2 separate regions of the Homo sapiens genome follow, and region 2 is linked to region 1. A link is a loop called in an ENCODE intact Hi-C map of the cell type or tissue named here. Cell type or tissue: A673. All regions are shown on one strand. Links, peaks and the distances in the headings refer to the core of each region. The heading gives the core; the rest is flanking DNA. Region 1 has its middle 9.9 kb from the start of TIFAB. Region 2 has its middle 73 kb from the start of MIR5692C1.

Evidence for each region. Peaks named below come from ENCODE experiments on the same cell type or tissue, not always from the same donor. Only the 100,000 strongest peaks of a DNase experiment are listed, where the experiment ranks them.
Region 2: a loop joins it to region 1, with 10 times the contacts of the local background. A loop is called at or near these places in 8 of 110 quality-filtered maps.

What each region holds. Positions count from the first base shown.
Region 1 is chr5:135,460,829-135,463,744 of GRCh38, reverse strand. No RefSeq gene overlaps it. Among named protein-coding and RNA genes, the nearest start is that of TIFAB, 9.9 kb to the right of the region's middle. In A673, for the core only: CTCF peaks have their summits at 1,120 and 1,319; a DNase peak (open chromatin) is centred at 1,294; H3K27me3 peaks cover 1,173 bases.
Region 2 is chr5:135,728,378-135,731,293 of GRCh38, reverse strand. It overlaps a transcript of SLC25A48 not described here. Among named protein-coding and RNA genes, the nearest start is that of MIR5692C1, 73 kb to the left of the region's middle. In A673, for the core only: a CTCF peak has its summit at 1,611 (motif pointing right); no DNase peak of the experiment used is centred there; H3K27ac peaks cover 495 bases.

The DNA of each region.
Region 1 (2,916 bases), core at 89-2,588:
GTAGTGGCCCCAAAGACACACCCACTTCCTAAACCCTGGAACCTGTGACTGTCACCTCATGTGGCAAAAGATGGGATCAAATTAAGGATCTTGAGATGGGGAGATTTCCCTAGATTATCTGGATTGACCCTAAATACAACGACAGTATCCTCATCACAGGAAGGTGGTGGGAGATTTCACACTCGGAGAAGAAGGCCACATGAAGATGGAGCAGAGAGATTTGCCCCAATAGAGAGACCCTGAGCACTCCAGTCTGTCTGGAACTAACACCAGCCACCCAGGCTATCTGCCCCATGCCCCAACTCACGTGTAGACTTTGGCTCCTTCATGGTGATTTCTGTTATTTGGTTCTGCGGGGGCTCATGTCCTAAGGAAAAAATTACATTTTGGCTAACTAGGGTTTACCACACCTCACAAAAGGATTGCAAACTCAAAGGCTTACAGGAGCCTAGAACATAAAATAAATATATACGAAACAGGACTGGGGGAACTGAGGCAAACTGGGATGGAGCGCCAAGCGTCTGCACCAGCAGACGAGTGCCCTGCAGGAACCCGAGCCCAGGCCAGCCTCATCTCCTGACTTTTCAGCTGAAGCTGCAAAAATTGAGGGTTTTATTTCCAGGCTTCCAATTTTAAAATGTTGACAACTTGGACAAAATGTATACAATACCACACTGTGTGGCCCATAGTAGCTGCTAGTTTCTTCTTTGCGGACAGGGACCCACTGAGGCAGAAGGCACCAAATCCAGGTGGCTCCTAGCTTGATTGGGGTGCCTGTCCTGAACATTAGGACCACTTTCCCTGCAGGATCCATGGGGGAATTCGATTCTCCCAAGTGAAAACATCAGAATTCAGTTGAATTCCGATGCAGCTGCACGTCTGCAACAAACACTTCCAACAAATAATAGAGTTGTGACATTCATCATTCCAACAATGAGAACAAATACCAGAATTGAATAAAAAGTTGTGTCCTTGATTTTCCTGGGTGCTGTTGTTGGAAGGCGGGGGTGGGGGGCACCTCAGCTCCTATCTAAAAAATCATCCAGGCCAAGCAGTTGTCAATTAAAGACTGAGAAAGGGAGGAGGGAAAGGCAGCCCTACTCACATCTCGCAGGGCAGCTCTCCACCTGAGCTGAGGTGGGCAGAGTTAATTCCTCCAAGAGCCTTCAGCCTTGAAGAGGTGACATGGAGGTAGCTCTAGCCCTGCAGGGGGAGCAACTATGCCGAGTCCCTGAGAGCTGCCTGAGGGTGGGGACAGCTGTCCCCACCGAGCGTCGCGTCCTCTGAAAACACACAAGCAGGCAATTTCCTGTGCACAAAAGTTGCCCAACAGTGCCCCCTAGCACTCATAATGACATACCTTCTTAGAGTAGGGCCTGGGAGGTTTTAGAAAGTTATCTGAGAGAAGAGACTAGGGAAAAATCTGGTTCTCCAAGTCATACTTGCCAACAACATTTGGGTGTGTTGGGGTTGGCGAGCAGGAGTGGGTAGGGGATGGGGGGGAAAGGAAGGCAGATTAAGGGTGGCATTTATCAAGCACTGGCCCTAGCATTCGTGCCAGGGTTCCCTGTTTCCAGGAGGACCAGATCATGGCTTACACTGAAGACACATTAAGGCTTGCCAAGGTTGAGCTGAGAGCCCCCAGGCTTGATTTAAAGGTGTTGGAGGCATTCCATGGTCTGTGGCAATCCCATCAGCAGTAGAACTTACCTGCAAATGGCTGAGCCACGATGGCCCTGAGCCTCAGTTAGAACCTCTGCAGCTCTACAAGCCACTTCTTACTGCAGATGGGCCCATAGGAAAGTATGTGCCCATCCCATGCCATGGCCAGCCAATTGCAGGCAGACAGCTAAAGGCCAAACACCAATGACAGGTTCTGAGGTAGGTTCCCAACACGTACACAGCAGACACCCTTCAGGTAAATGGCCAACAAAAAGAAACAGCCAAAGTCACTAAGTGAACCACTGGGTGACAAGTTGCCCAGGCCCAGTTGGTGATTTATGGCTCATGAGGTGATGCAGTCCCAGGGAGCTTCTGGAAAACTACTTGGAGAGAGCTCTGTAGGCAGGATTGCTCATTTTCTCATCACTTTTCCATTTTCATGATATAGATCCCCCCTGGGGCAGAGGGAGGAGGAAAATGCTTTTTATATTATGGTAGTGGCCATGTGGAAAAGACATATTTCCCTCAACATTCGATTCCGAATGAAAACGCACGTTTGTAAAGCATATGTGAAACATGTCATGCACGAAAGGTATGAAATATTTATTGTCATGGCTTGGGTTCGTTTTGTGAAATATCACAGGACAGGGAGAAAACTGTTAAAAGTGAGAAACTGCTGGGGAGAATGGGAGCTGCTGGCCTTAAGGATACCTTCACAAAGCAAGGCAGCAGACAGTGCTGGGAACAGAGTGGGGTGGCTGGAATATAGATTCATGTGTGCTTGTACTCGCATCAAGACTCTCTGGAAGGATACACAGGACACCATTACAGCAGTTACCTGTGGGGAGGAGTGTGAGAGAGACTTTCCTCTCTACTTTTTATTTTGAAAAAAAAAAAAAAAAGTGAACTATGTGAATATGTTACCTTTTCAAAATGGGATATAAAAATAAAACAAAGCTTTTCATTTTGGAAGGCTCAATCATTGAAGAGAACTAAAACATTCAGAGCATATTTTGATGTAAAAATTTTAAAAATCTCAAAAACTAAATTTCCTCCCTCTAGCCATCCCTTTCTGTGTATCCAAAGGTTGTCCATCAGCTATGCTCCAATTGCTGCTTATCTGCTTCTCCAGCTCCCAGTCCTCTCTCTCAGGGCTGTCTTCCCCACAGCAACACCCCAGCCCCATGCTGCTGTCCTTGGCTCTTGGCTTTTGTTCTGCACTCTGAGAACGTGGAGGGCTGACCATGGCACTTC
Region 2 (2,916 bases), core at 266-2,765, 270 kb before region 1:
AAGAAGTGAGAATGGCCTGTTCCTGCCTTAACTGATGACACTGCCTTGTGAAATTCCTTCTGGCTCAAAATCTCCCCCATTGAGCACCTTATGACCCCCACCCCTACCAGCCAGAGAACAACCCCCTTTGACTGTAATTTTCCATTACCTACCCAAATCCTATAAAATGGCCCCACCCCTATCTCCCTTCACTGACTCTCTTTTCGGACTCAGCCCACCTGCACCCAGGTGAAATAAACAGCCTTGTTGCTCACACAAAGCCTGTTTTGTGGTCTCTTCACATGGACATGAGTGAAACTCCACAGCAGGCCCTGTGGCATACTGGAAAGAGCCCTGGTTGGGGCCGGAAGATCTCAGTTTATGTCCCAGCTCTGTTCCCCACTTATTGAACTGGTCCCCTCTGAACCTCAGTTTCCTCCTCTGTAAACCAGAGATAATGATACTCACCTTCTAGGCACATGTCACCTTTGCTCCAGTACCCAACAAGTTCCTCATCTCCATCTAAGACCACCTCAGCCTGGATTTCTTGTCCATATCATTATCAGCATTTTGGTTAAGGCCATTCAACAAGTCTCTAGGAAGTTTCAAACTTTCCCACATTTTCCTGTCTTCTTCTGAGCTCTCCAAACTACTCCAACCTCTGCCTGTTACCCAGTTCCAAAGTTGCTTCCACATTTTCAGGTATCTTTTCAGCAGCACTCCACTCTACTAGTACCAAAATCTGTATTAGTTCGTTTTCATGGTGCTGATTAAGACATACCCAAGACTGAGCAATTTATAAAAGAAAGAGGTTTAATTGGACTTACAGGTCTGTGTGGCTGGGGAATCTTCACAATCATGGCAGAAGGCAAGGAGGAACAAGTCACATCCTAAGTGGGTGGCGGCAGGCAAAAAATGAGAGAGCTTGTGCAGGGGAATGCCTCTTTTTAAAACCATCAGATCTTGTGAGACTTATTCACTATCATGAGAACAGCATGGGAAAGACTTGGCCCCCATGAGTCAACTACCTTCCACCAAGTCCCTCCCATAACATGTGGGAATTCAAGATGATATTTGGGTGGAGACACAGCCAAACCATATCAAATTGGAACAGTAACAGCAGAGGTTTGTTATAGGAATTAATTTAGAGAATAGTCATAAAGAAAAAGAATAGCACTTGGACTCTAGTAATCTCCCCCAAAATCATGGTGATTTTTATTTATCACCTCTTCGGTCTGAGCCCCAAAGCTTCTTGCCTGCAACCTCTTTATATACCTTACACCTGTCAGTTTATGAGCTCTGGGCAGGGACATGAAGAGTGATTTACCTGATGAAGTTGCCCATTGCTCTGAGCACGTGAGACAGGAACCACTACATAATATATATTACATATAATGAATGTATAACATCACCCCTTTTATTTATTTTTACTGTGTTATTTAAAAATACCAGTCACAAGGCCAATTAGCTATTACAAAGATATGTCTAGTTACTTTAACACAAATTTTATATAAAATGTACTTCCTATTACTTTTAGATGAGAAGGAAACTCATATAGCCTGTGGTTCCCTCAGAACTCTCACATGTAACTTTTAGTGAGGAAAATGAGGAACTTTCTGAGCTATCCACAAGGGGGTAGACTGATTCCATTTCTTCTGGAAGGTATCCATGGGGTCATCATTAATGATCATTTAAAACTGATATTTCTCATTTTAAGCAACTGTCTCCTTCCAAGAAATAAAATTTACTTATGCAAGCAAGATGCCACTTTTTTAGGCTGACAACTTACAGATGACCCTTGGTTTAAAAATGTATTGCAAAATCATTTACACACATTTTCCCTGCAATCAATCATGGAGGATTCTAACAAATGCCACATTCAGAATCTAAGAACACTGCGGTCTTTCCACTAGAAAGTCAAGCAAATTATTTAAATTCCCAGGGACCAAAAAAAAAAAAATCTTTCCTCAACATCAAACAAAACATTCTCTCTTTGAAAATGTAAATCCCTTGAACATATTCAAGAATTTTAACAAGCTTCCCAGAAAACTATCCTATTACTCTTTGAAGGCCTTAAGGAATTTTCTTAAAATAGTCACATGCTACTCAGGGTGTGGAGAGGGCCTAAGTGACAATGGGAGTCAAAGCTCTACAGTAGGGCCCCAGAAGTCCCCATGTACCTCCTTTCAGAAAGGAAGAGCGGCCCCCAGAGAATTACTAGGCACATGGAAGGGGTATGGGGAAATCTTCTAAAAGGAATAAAGCACAGGACCCGTTTCGCATCTGTTTTGCATCTGGGGTTAGCAGTAGGACACAGAGCTCTGAACTACAGGAAGAGCCTCAAAGAAGATGTTAACAACAGAGAGTTTAGAGAATGTGGAGCTCTCATCTGTTTTAACTCCTCTATCCAAGCCTTGGGGTGTGTGTGTATGTGTGTGTGTGTGTGTGTGTGTGTGTGTGTGTGTGTGTGTGTATTTGTGTATGTGTTCAGGGGAAATTCCAAGAGGATGAAACTGAGGTGAAAGGCAAGTCAGAGGTAGAAAGTGGCCTGAGCTGATAACTAAATGCTAGTTTCACTTCAAAGAACTGGATCTTCATCTGACATCAGAAAAACAGAAGAATCAAGAAGGCACCAGCAATTTCACTCAAATAAGTTTTTCCTGAGGAAGTAATTGAGTATGTTTTCAGAGACATAGTTTTAAGATATTTATCACAGCTTGTCTATGACAGGAAAAATTAAATACACAAACAAGAAATTTAAAAAAGAAACACCCTTAAGTATGCAACAGTGAGGGATTAGCCATATAAATGATGCTGTATCCACATAAGAGAATAGTATGAAATGATTTAAAATTACAACTATCACCACGGAAAAAGGGTCATCATATTCACTTATATTGTTGGGTGAAAGATGATTATAAAGCAGTCTATATAGGT